3 separate regions of the Homo sapiens genome follow, and all the other regions are linked to region 1. A link is a contact called in ENCODE Hi-C or POLR2A ChIA-PET data. All regions are on one chromosome and are shown on one strand. Each heading gives the region's core, a stretch centred on a gene start or an enhancer-like site at or near the end of the contact. The rest is flanking DNA. Distances are from core to core; before and after follow the strand shown. Region 1 holds the start of TBL2 (transducin beta like 2). Region 2 overlaps RFC2 (replication factor C subunit 2). Region 3 overlaps LIMK1 (LIM domain kinase 1).

Evidence for each region. Hi-C counts contacts between places; a loop is a spot of excess contacts on that map. ChIA-PET counts read pairs that join two places held with the same protein, here RNA polymerase II (POLR2A). Pooled maps may share reads with other maps.
Region 2: a loop to region 1 is called in a pooled map, with 4 times the contacts of the local background. The contact joins the enhancer-like site here to the promoter of TBL2 in region 1. A Hi-C loop is called at or near these places in 1 of 50 pooled maps. POLR2A ChIA-PET finds 5 or more read pairs at or near these places in 2 of 52 experiments (GM12878 and activated CD4-positive, alpha-beta T cell).
Region 3: a loop to region 1 is called in a pooled map, with 4 times the contacts of the local background. The contact joins the enhancer-like site here to the promoter of TBL2 in region 1. A Hi-C loop is called at or near these places in 3 of 37 single-sample maps with no recorded cell type and 5 of 50 pooled maps. POLR2A ChIA-PET finds 5 or more read pairs at or near these places in 1 of 52 experiments (OCI-LY7).

Annotation. Positions count from the first base shown.
Region 1 is chr7:73,576,469-73,580,440 of GRCh38, reverse strand. TBL2 (transducin beta like 2) reads left to right here and starts at 1,862. Exons shown (of 7, transcript NM_012453.4): 1 at 1,862-2,021. The coding sequence starts at 1,892. RefSeq lists an enhancer at 1,211-1,280 and a silencer at 1,611-2,250.
Region 2 is chr7:74,229,332-74,233,303 of GRCh38, reverse strand. It overlaps RFC2 (replication factor C subunit 2), which reads left to right. Exons shown (of 11, transcript NM_181471.3): 11 at 1,088-1,802. The coding sequence ends at 1,198. It overlaps LAT2 (linker for activation of T cells family member 2), which reads right to left. Exons shown (of 14, transcript NM_032464.3): 14 at 3,470-3,972. Among named protein-coding and RNA genes, the nearest start is that of LAT2, 21 kb to the right of the region's middle. RefSeq lists an enhancer at 3,660-3,939. Within about 2 kb of position 2,048, at least 7 of the 41 ENCODE cell types and tissues checked have a DNase peak (open chromatin) inside an H3K27ac peak, as active enhancers do; they include GM12878, where a contact is called at or near this core.
Region 3 is chr7:74,098,927-74,102,898 of GRCh38, reverse strand. It overlaps LIMK1 (LIM domain kinase 1), which reads right to left. Exons shown (of 16, transcript NM_002314.4): 5 at 3,661-3,867. Among named protein-coding and RNA genes, the nearest start is that of LIMK1, 17 kb to the right of the region's middle. RefSeq lists an enhancer at 2,217-2,286. Within about 2 kb of position 1,783, at least 6 of the 41 ENCODE cell types and tissues checked have a DNase peak (open chromatin) inside an H3K27ac peak, as active enhancers do; they include OCI-LY7, where a contact is called at or near this core.

The DNA of each region.
Region 1 (3,972 bases), core at 613-3,112:
TTGGGAGGCCGAGGCGGGCAGATCATGAGGTCAGGAGATCGAGACCATCCTGGCTAACACGGTGAAATCCCGTCTCTACTAAAAATATTTTTAAAAAATTAGCCGGGCGTGGTGGCGGGCGCCTGTAATCCCAGCTACTCGGGAGGCTGAGGCAGGAGAATGGCATAAACCCAGGAGGCGGAGGTTGCAGTGAGCCGAGATCGCGCCACTGCGCTCCAACCTGGGCAATAGAGCAAGACTCTGTCTCAAAAAAAAAAATAAGTTTTCTATGAAAAAATTTCCTGGTCTGGGCCAGTCGCGGTGGCTCACACCTGTAATCCCAGCACTTTGAGAGGCTGAGGCGGGCGGATCACGAGGTCAGGAGTTCAAGACCAGCCTGACCAATATAGCGAAACCCCGTCTCTACTAAAAAATACAAAAAATTAGCGGGGCATGCTAGCGGGCACCCGTAATCCCAGCTACTCGGGAGGCTGAGGCAAGCGAATCGCTTGAACCCGGGAGGCAGAGGTTGCAGTGAGCAGAGATGGCGCCATTGCACTCCAGCCTGGGCGACAGTGCAACGAGACTCCATCTCAAAAAATAAAAAATAAAAATAATCTCCCAGCTCGGCATGGTGGCTCACGCCTGTAATCCCAGCACTTTGGGAGGCCGAAGCAGGTGGATCACCTGAGGTCAGGAGTTCGAGACCAGCCTGGCCAACATGGCAAAACCCCCGTCTCTATAAAAAACACAAAAAGTAGCAGGGCATGGTGGCACGCGCCTGTAATCCCAGCTACTCTGGAGGCTGAGGCAGGAGAATCTCTTGCACCCGGGAGACGGAGGTTGCAGTGAGCCGAGACGCGTCACTGCACTCCAACCTGGGCAACCGTCTCAAAAGTAAATACATAAATAAATAAATAAAATAAGTTTTCTATTAAAAATTCTCCCTTTTAACTTTCGACTTGCCAGGCCAGCCCCAAATCCAGGCCCTCGTCACCTCCCTCTCGGATCCTTGAAGCCACTGCCGGTTTTCTGATTTTGGTCTTTTCACACAAAGGTCCATCCAGGGAATCCTCAGACACAGCTTTTGCCCCACCTCTCCCTGTAATGAGCAGCTTGTTGGATGGAGCCAGCGCTCAACGTCCCCCAGACCTTTCCGCCCCTCTAGCCATTTCCCACATCCCAGCTTCTCAGGTCTTTGCGGAGGCTGTTCCACTCCACGCGCCTGGCCTACTCTTCCTTAAAAGCCCATCTGAACTTTCGCTGATGCTGAGTTTCCTATCCGTTAAATGGTAATAATAATCCCCGCCCCGCTTCCTTGAAAGGATCCAGTGTGGTGATGGCTGGAATAATGCCTTTAATAAACAATTATCAGTGAGTTCTTCAGGAGGAGGCGTGAGCAGTGATCGCAAATCCCGCCTTCCTCCGCCCTCCGCAGCCCTGCAATCTCAACCGCCAGGCGACCCGCCCCTCGAAACGCACCAAGGGTCGAGCCCTGCCCCTCGAGATGTTCTACTTCCAGGCCCCGCCCCTCGAGACACTCTACCTCCGGGTTCTGCCCCTCGAGACGCTCTAACAACCCAGCCCCGCCCCTCGAGACGCGCTAACTCCAGACTCTGCCTCTCGAGGCGCTCTAATAACTAGGCTCGGCGGGTGGAGATGCTCTAACTCCAGGCCCCGCCCCTCGAGCGCCACAACAGCCGGGCCCCACCCCTTGAGGTGCTTTAACGGCCAGGCCCCGCCCTGAAGGCGTTGTAACAACCAGGCTCCGCCCCCAGGCGCTCTAACGGCCAGGCCCAGCCGCTTGAGGCTCCCCAACGGCCAGGCCGCGCCCCCGCGTGCGTGCGCGGCCCGGCAGAGCCGTGCGGGCGCCCGCGTACTCACTAGCTGAGGTGGCAGTGGTTCCACCAACATGGAGCTCTCGCAGATGTCGGAGCTCATGGGGCTGTCGGTGTTGCTTGGGCTGCTGGCCCTGATGGCGACGGCGGCGGTAGCGCGGGGGTGGCTGCGCGCGGGGGAGGAGAGGAGCGGCCGGCCCGCCTGTAAGTGGGGCCGGGTCGGGTGGGGGCGGCCCGCGGTGTCCCGGCTCCCGGCCTCCTCGTGGTCCGACCTGCGGTTTGGGCCCGCGGCTGGTGGGGCCCGGCGACTCCATGGGCCTCAGTTTCTCCTCTGGTAACGTGAGCTTCGCTTCCAGAGACGGGGACCCGCCTTGCCGGGTTAGGCGCACCTCCTGGGGCGGGACTGGCTCCAACCTGGGCCCCTTACTGCGGCTTTCTCTGTGGCCGAGGCCAGGCCGTCCCCGGGGTGGCCAGGAGAGCACCGTAAACTCTTCAGCCTGCTCCGTGGCCGCGATCTCGGAAAAAGCACCAATTCTGTGATGTGCAGCAGCATTTACTGGGCATCTATGACCCTGTGATAGGCTTTGGGGTCTTTTTCTGTAAGGAGTCCAGTAAAGGAGAAGTACATCTGTATTATGAACACCTAAATATGTAAGTGAAAAACACGGTGAAATAAGTTTCACTGAGGCCAGGCGAAGTGGCTCACGCCTGTATTCCCAGCACTTTGGGAGGCCGAGGCAGGGAGATCGCTTGAGCCCAGGAGTTTGGGACCAGCCTGAGCAACATAGCAAGACCCCATCTCTACGCAAAATTAGCTGGGTGTGGTTGTGCACGCCCCTGTAGTCCCAGCTCCATGGGAGGCCGAGGCAGGAGGGTGTCGTGAGTCCAGGAATTCAAGGCTGCAGTGAGTTGTGATAGATCGCGCCACTGTACTTCAGCCTGGGTGACGGCAAGAGCCTGTCTCTGAAAAGTTTCATAGAAGAGGTTAGTACTAGAAATGGGAAACACCAGAGAGTCAGTGGGCAGCCCTGCTCTTTTTATTTATTTTTCAGACAGAGTTTCGCTCTTCTTGCCCAGGCTGGAGTGCAGTGGCACAATCTTGGCTCGTTGCAACTTCCGCCTGCCAGGTTCAAGCGATTCTTCTGCCTCTGCCTCCCGAGTAGCTGGGACTACAGGCACACACCACCACGCCTGGCTAATTTTTGTATATTTAGTAGACGGGGTTTCGCCACGTTGGTCAGGCTGGTCTCGAACGCCTGATCTCAGGTGATCCACTCGTCCTGGCCTCCAAAAGTGCTGAGATTACAGGCGTGAACCACTGTGCCCGGCCAGCCCTGCATTTTTTTTTTTTTTTTTTTTGCAGGGGGACGGAGTTTTGCTCTGTCGCCCAATCTGGAGTCTAGTGGCGGGATCTCGGCTCACTGCAAGCTCCGCCTCTGGGTTCACGCCATTCTCCTGCCTCAGCCTCCTGAGTAGCTGGGACTACAGGCGTCCGACACCACACCCGGCTAATTTTTTGTATTTTTTGAGTAGAGACGGGGTTTCACTGTGTTAGCCAGGATGGTCTCAATCTCCTAACCTCTTGTGATCCACCTGCCTCGGCCTCCCAAAGTGCTGGGATTACAGGCGTGAGCCACCCTGCCTGGCCGAGTCCTGTTCTTTTATGGGGGAGGTGGTTGTTAGGGAAATCATTACTGAGAATAGGGGGCACATGAGGTAGTGTGGGGTCTCAAAGGATGGTTCTAGAAGAAGAGTTTGCCAGAAGGCCAAGGAAAAAAGACATTCCTGCCAATGGCAATACCCGAGAAGGCAAGGAGTCCCCAAACAGCATTTGGTATGACTTAAGTGTGAGGAGGGGGGCTTGTTAGACATGCCTGGAGAGAAGGAAGCAGAGGACAGATTGTGGCTGTGTTTGTTTGCAGGGCCCAGGAGCTTTTTTCCTGTTGGAATTGGGGAGCATCTGCAGTCATTTACCACATGCCAGCTTTGTGACTCAATTAAGTATCTTTTACAAAAGTGACTGGCTCCACTCCCCCGCACAGGACTCAACAGATGTTGACTTCTCATCCCCGAGTTCTTTCAGGTACTGGAGTGCAGTGGTGCGATCTTGGCTTACTGCAACCTCTACCTCCTGGGTTCAAGTGATTCTCCTGCC
Region 2 (3,972 bases), core at 799-3,298, 650 kb before region 1:
CGGGCTCAAGTGATCCTCCCGCCTCGGCCTCCCAAAGTGCTAGAATTACAGGTGTGAGCCACTGCGCCTGGCCTACCTTTTTTATGTTTTTGAGAGACAGGGTCTTGCTCTGTCACCCAGGCTGGAGTGCAGTGGTGCGATCATAGTTCACTGCAGCCTCAACCTTCCATGCTCAAGCAATCCTCCCACCTCAGGCTCCCGAGTAGCTGGGACTGCAGGCATGTGCCACTACACTTGGGTCATTTTTATTTTCTTTTTTTCGTAGAGTTTGGGTGTTGCTATGTTGCCCAGGCCCAACTCTGGGCAAGTGATCCTCCTGCCTCAGCCTCCCAGAATGCTGGGATTACAGGTGTGAGCTACTGCTCCAGGTCTAAATCTACCCATTTTTTAATTGGGTTGTTTGATTTTTATTACTGAATTTATTTACTTATTTATTTTTGAGATGGAGTCTTGCTCTGTTGCCCAGGCTGGAGTGCAGTGGCACTATCTCAGCTCACTGCAACCTTCGCCTCCCAGGTTTAAGTGATTCTCCTGCCTCAGCCTCCCGAGTAGCTGGGATTACAGGCGTGCGCCACCATACCTGGCTAATTTTTGTATTTTTAGTAGAGATGGGGTTTTACCATGTTGGTCAGGCTGATCTCGAACTCCTGGGCTCGTGATCCACCTGCCTTGACCTCCCAAAGTACTGGGATTACAGGCATGAGCCACCACGCCTGGACTTTATTACTGAATTTTTGAGAATTCTTTATACAGTCTGGATGCAAGTTCTTTATCAGATATATAAATATTTTCCTCTAGCCTGGCTTTCCGTGCCACCACCCCGCCCCCCCTCGCCCCACCCATTTTCTTAACAGTTTCTTTGAAAGAACTATCAGCATCCTTTTAAGAAATAAATAGAACTTTAGGTAAACATAATCCATTGCATCTTAGCATTCATTTTCCGGCTGGGGTTGGAATTCCTCATGCTGATTTTGAAAAAACCATTAGTTCAGTTTGTTTCTGTTTTTATTTTTATTTTTTTCAGTTCAGATTTTAAAAAAGAACTCCCCCACTTATTAACCAGATTTGAATTTGGTTTGTTTTTCAGGAAATTGGATACACTCACATGAAAATAGCGGAAGGAGTGAACTCTCTTTTGCAGATGGCAGGCCTCCTGGCAAGGCTGTGTCAGAAGACAATGGCCCCGGTGGCCAGTTAGAGCAGAGACTTCACTGACTGACTTACAGGTGCCCTATTCTGAGGTACAGGAGCCGCGGCTTTCTGATGGGGGAAAATGCCGCCTTAGGCTGGAGCCAACATGACTGTCCTTTAAACTCCAGTGGCTGGCCAGGCACGGTAGCTCACGCCTGTAATCCCAACACTTTGGGAGGCCGAGGCAGGTGGATCACCTGAGGTCAGAAGTTCAAGACCAGCCTGGCCAACATGGGGAAACCCTGTCTTTACTAAAAATATAAAAATTAGCTGGGTGTGGTGGCGGGCACCTGTAATCCCAGCTACTCGGGAGGCTGTGGCAGGAGAATCGCTTGAACCCAGGAGGTGGAGGTTGCAGTGAGCCAAGATCACACCATTGCACTCCAGCCTGGGCGACAGAGTCTCCATCTGGGGAAAAAAATTAAATAAATAAACTCCCGTGACTTGCATGTTTGCTTCTGGGACGTCTGTGCCCCGCAAGTGTTTGAGTTTGGCCTCCACCCCATTGATGCGGTGACGGGGCGGAAAGGCGCAGAGAAGCTGAGGGCGGTCTCTGATCTGTGTGTGGGTTGACATTTTAGCTAATAAAGCCTTGCAGTGTTTGTTGGCAATAAGGTGACCATGTGAAGCCTCGAGAAAAACCAGCTTCCTGTCTCTACGGGCCTTGGCAGCCTACAAGTAGAAAAGGCGATTAGATAGTAGACCCACAAGCTCATCTCGGTTCTTCTAGAAGCCTGAAGGCGCCACTTCCCCAGGGCGAGGGCAGGGTTTGCTGTCTTTCCTATTTAGACTGATTTCTCAGAATGGCCAGGTGGCGAGCCTTTCAGAGAGGGCGGCAGAGTGGAGAGATGCAGCCCAGCCCTCAGGAAAACACCGTGATGCTCTTCCTGTGTTCTAGACCATACTCTTTGCGCTTGCTTTAGAATTCCCCAAAGAATTTCGTACTAATTTGTAGAATTGCCTTTTTTTTTTTTTTGGTAAGATACTATTTTTTTCCCTTTTTGTTTTGTTTTGATTTTTGAGATTGGGTCTCACTCTGTCGCCCAGGCTAGAGTGTAGTGGGCCAATCTTGGCTCACTGCAGCCTCAACCTCTTGGGCTCAAGTGATCCTCCTACCTCAGCCTCCTGAGTAGCTGGGACTACAGGCATGTACCACGATACCCAGCTAATTATTAAATTTTTTGTAGAAATGAGGTCTCACTATATTGCTGGGACTGGTCTCGAACTCCTGGCCTCAAGTGATCCTCCCACCTCAGCCTCCTAAGTGCTGGCATTACAGGTGTGAGCCACCATGCCTGGCCCATTTGGGCACGGTGGCTAAAATACGAAATACTAAAATACGAAATTAGCTGGGCATGGTGGCGCACGCCTGTAATCCCAGCTACTCAGGAGGCTGAGGCAGGAGAATTGCTTGAACCCAGGAGGTGGAGATTGTAGTGAGGCAAGATGGTGCCATTGCACTCCAGCCTGGGCGACAGAGCGAGACTCTTACAAAAAAAGGAAGAGAAACTTGTCCCTGAGGTTGTACAGTCAGGACTTCAGGATGTGAAGTAACAGGTGGGCGGCAGTTGGGTTCTAGATGTTTCTTCTGATTTCCTAACTTGTCGCATTAATTTCTTCTCATGGGAAGAGTCCCTGGGCCATCCCAGAAAGACGGCTGGACTTGGGAACTAAGATCCCATCCGCAGCCCTGATGCTCTCAGGGTCCCTTTTTATTAAACAAGAGCTGTGGCCGCCATTCCCTTAAGGCTTTTTGTGTTTGGTTATGTTTTTTGAGACAAGGTCTCCCTCTTTCGTCCAGGCTGGAGTGCAGTGGTGCGATCTCGGCTCACTGCAAGCTCCGCCTCCCGGGTTCACGCCATTCTCCTGCCTCAGCCTCCCAAGTAGCTGGGACTACAGGTGCCCGCCACCATGCCCGGCTAATTTTTTTGTATTTTTATTAGAGACGGGTTTCACTGTGTTAGTCAGGATGGTCTCGATCTCCTGACCTCGTGATCCACCCACCTCAGCCTCCCAAAGTGCTGGGATTACAGGCGTGAGCCACTGTGCCTGGCCGTGTTTTGTTATGTTTTTTGAGACAAGGTCTCCCTCTTGCCCAGGCTGGAGTGCAGTGATGCAATCATAGTTCACTGCAACCTTCTGGGTTCAAGTGATTTTCCTGCCTCAGCCTCCCAAGTAGTTGAGACTACAGGCATGCACCACCAGGCCCGGCTAATTTTTATATTTTTATAAAAGGTTTTTTACCTGAAGCAGGAGAAAGGAGACACAGGATAATCACTGCTTTTCAACTAAAATGGTTTTATTGAGATGTTTTGGTTGGAGGAGATACTTTTTCTGGCAACATTTCTGACTCAAGGTCCCTCTGGGCCCCAGCTCTTCCCATGAGACAGTCACAACACTGTTTAATCAGCTCTGCAGAGGCCAGCCCTGGAGCAGAGGAGGATTCAGGGCCATGGAGGGGACCTACTCTGCCCTGTTCTGGTCACTACTTCTCTAGACTCTCATGCACTATTGTCTGTAGCAAGTGACATTTCCACTGGAAGCACATAAAGATGGCGACAGCCTCATTTCTTCCTGAGTGAACTGAAGCCCAAAGAAAGGGGAGGTCCCACCAAAGGGGAAGAGAGCCAGGGCCCCACCCAACAAGGATGCTGAAATAAACTACATGTAATGCTTTCTAGGAGACAACACAGAAATCTCTACTCTGAAATCCAGAATGTTAAATATGGCTCCCCCTCTATAAGTTAACTGTACAAGCTTATCAATCATTTAAAACCCCAG
Region 3 (3,972 bases), core at 534-3,033, 520 kb before region 1:
AAAATTCCGTCTCAAAAAAAAAAAAAAAAAAGATACTGATGACACATGACGATTAAATGCAATGTTGATCATGGACTGGACTGTGGATGAGGGGGAGATTGCTATAAAGGACAGCTCAGTAGTTCAGTATAGAGACAATAGGCAAAATTTGAATATGGTCTGTGTATTAGATAATGGTATCAATGTTACATTTCCAAAATGTGATCACTGAACTATAAGATACAATTGATAATTACATAACAGAATGCCTAGCCAGGCGTGGTGGCCCGTGCCTGTAGTCCCAGCTACTTGGGAGGCAGAGGTGGGAGGATCACTTGAGCCTGGGAGGTTGAGGCTGCAGTGAGCTGTGATCGCATCACTGCACTCCAGCCTCAATGACAGTGATACCCTGTCTCCAAAAAAAAAAAAAAAAAAGAGAAGGTCCTTCTTTTGAGAATATCTAGCATAATTGTGGGGGAGTCAATGATCCCTGCAACTTACTCCCAAACGATCAATAAATAACAACATGTACATGTATGTACAAATATAAACAAGTCACTAAACATGTATATGTATCTGTATCCATATATGTATATATAGAGAGACACACATATAACTCCCAAATATGGCAGTTACGAATTGGTGAACCTTGGTGAAGGGTGTGTATGTATTCAATGGACTTATTATTTTAGCAAATTTTCTATAAATCTGCAAAATGCGAAGATGAAAAGTTGAAAAAAACCAAAGAAAATATTTTCATTGATACAGGCTTTGCATGCATATAACCTTAAAAATAAGCCAGGCATAGTGGCTCACGCTTGTAATCCTAGCACTTTGGGAAGCCAATGTGGGAGGATTGCTTGAGCCCAGGAGTTCAAGACTAGCCTGGGCGACACAGCAAGACTCAGTCTCTACAAAAAATTAAAAAATTAGCTGGGTGTGGTGGTGTGTGCCTGTAGTCTCACTACTCAGGAGGCCGAGGTGAGTGGATTGCTTGAGCACAGGCATCTGAGGCTATAGTGAGCTATGATTGTGCCACTGCACTCCAGCCTGTATGACAGAGCAAGACCCTGTCTCAAAAAAAAATTGTGTGTCTATATATATATATATATATATATGACATACATATGTAAATTCCTTAGAATCTCACATCCTCTCCCTTGGTTTGCTAAAGCAGCAGGTGGCCTGGATAAATTAGACCTTCCTTAAAACGCTGCTATACACAAAATGAAAAGCGGTCAACTAAAACCAGTTTAAAACAAATAAGTAAATCTTTGGCAAGTTGGGCTCTTTCTGGGAAGGGTGTGGCTCTTTGCAGAACTGGGATGTTCCAGATGTTGGCTGGGCGAATGCTTACCCAGTGAGGCAGACAGGGAGGAGACGTCATTAACTGTCTTCTTCATTTTTATTTTAGAGATAGGGTCTCGCTCTGTCGCCCAAGCTGGAATGCATGGTGTCATCATAGCTTGCTGCAGCCTCCACCTCCTGGGCTCAAGCAATCCTCTCACCTCAGCCCTCCGAAGTGGCTGAGATAACAGGCATGAGCCGCTGCACCCAGCTGACTGTCTTCATTTCTAAAATTCTGCCTGGATTTCAGGGACCAGCTGCAGCCTCTGACTCTGTGGGGACCTCCCTTGGCCCTCTGGTAAGAGCCGTTGGTCTGGGAGTTTCCTCATCTCTTTCAAGCAGCTGTCTGCTCATCATGTATGTAAAGCAGCTGCTGGCTTGGCTGATGTCAAGGGATGGAGACACACAGTCAAGCCCAGTATAATTTTCTGTCCCCAGGGCCACCTTCACATCTCAACAGTGCCTATGCAGTGCCAGGCACCTGCCAGGTGTACAAGAAACATTCACTGCGTCAAATGAAAGCTAGCACTTGGTAGGGCCGGGCGTGGTGGCTCATGCCTGTAATCGCAGCACTTTGGGAGGCCGAGACGGGCGGATCACGAGGTCAGGAGATCGAGACCATCCTGCCTAATATGGTGAAACCCTGTCTCTACTAAATATAAAAAAAAAATTAGCCGGGCATGGTGGCAGGTGCCTGTAGTCCCAGCTACTCGGGAGGCTGAGGCAGGAGAATGGCGTGAACCCAGGAGGCGGGGCTTGCAGTGAGCCGAGACCACACCACTGCACTCCAGCCTGGGCGACAGAGCGAGACTCCGTCTCGAAAAAAAAAAAAAGAGAGAGAGAAAGCTAGCACTTGGGCCGGGCACGGTGGCTCACACCTGTAATCCCGGCACTTTGGGAGGCCGAGAAGGGAGGATCACTTGAGCCCAGGAGTTTGAAACGAGCCTGGCCAACATGGTGAAACCCTGTCTTTACTAAAAATACAAAAATTAGCCACATGTGGTCACCTGTAGTCCCAGCTACTCAGGGGGCTGAGGTGCAAGAATTGCTTGAACCTTGTGGGTGGAGGTTGCAGTGAGCTGGTATCACACCACTGCACCCCAGACTGGGCGACAGAGTGAGACTGTCTCAAAAAAAAAGAAGTGACCAATTGCCCAAAAGTAGAAACACTGCATGCTACTTCTCAAGGTGTCAATAAAGGCGCCACAGAAATCTTAGAAAGCTCCAAGGTATCCAACTCCCTCATTGTTCAAACAGACCCCCAAAGCCTAGAGAGAAAGCAGCTGCTCAAAGTCACACAGTAATCTAATCTTTATCAGCCCTGCCCCATTTTTTTGAGACAGGGTTTTGCTCCATTGCCCAGCCTAGAGTGCAGTCGTGCAATTATAGCTCACTGTAGCCACTTCCTGGGCTCAAGAGATCCTTCTGCCTCAGCCTCCCAAGTAGCTGTGACTACAATGTTTCCCAGGCTGGTTTCGAACTCCTGGCCTCAAGTGATCCTCCCATCTCAGCCTCCCAAAGTGTTTCGATTATAAGTGTGAGCAACCATGCCCAGCCTTTATGTGTTCAGTGATTTCACCATGCCTGGCTAATTTTTAATTTTTTTTTTTTTTTTGTAGACATGCAGGTCTCGCTATGTTGCCCAAGCTGGTCTCAAACTTCTGGCCTTAAGTGATCCTCTCACTTTGGCCTCCCAAAGTGCTGAGATTACAGGTGTGAGTTACTGCGCCCAGCTTCTTCACTCATTCTTGACTTGGTTCCTCCTCTTTCTTGTTGGATCAGACATGGACTAAAGAAAATGTCTTTTTATTTTTTGAGTGTGTTTTTTTTATTTTTATTTTTTTGATACAGAGTTACACTCTTGTTGCCCAGCCTGGAGTGCAATGGCAGTCGGGGCTCACTGAAACCTCCACCTCCTGGGTTCAAGTGATTCTCCTGCCTCAGCCTCCCAAGCAGCTGGCACTATAGGCACACACTACCATGCCTGGCTACGTTTGTATTTTTAGTAGAGACGGGGTTTCACCACATTGCCCAGGCTGGTCTCGAACTCCTGACCTCAGGTGATCCACCCACTTCGGCCTCCCGAAGTGCTGAGATTACAGGTGTGGGCCACCATGCCCGGTTGAAAATGTCTTTTTATTGTATCTGGCATTTGTAATGGTATTCAGAGGAATGACTGGGCCAGAAATCTGGCAAACCAGGTTGTCAGAACTGGGCCCCATCTGTACCCAAACACTCGCCCATTCATTTTCAGGGCCCCCAGTGCCAGACTCTGCCACCCACATCAACAGCCATAGCCACACCGACGGCAGCCTCGGCAGGCCGGCCACTCACCCCTGGACGCGGACGGTGTGTGAGTGCTCGGTGCCACAGCCCGGTGGGCCGTGCGGGGGGTCAATGGAGACTGAAAGTCCACGCTTGCCATGAGATGAGGCTGGGATGGACACCAGGGTGACGGTGTGGGGCAGGTGGGAGCCAGGGGAGTCAGGCAGGATCTGCTCGATGACGGGGGTCACCACAGTCTGGTAGTAGCAGTGCCCGCTGCAAGAGCCGCCGGGGTGGGAAGAAAAGAGTGTCAAGGGCGTCATCAATTTCAGCATCTCTGCAGCCCCCAGCCCCAGGCTCTTCCCCCAATCCCTTCCTTTT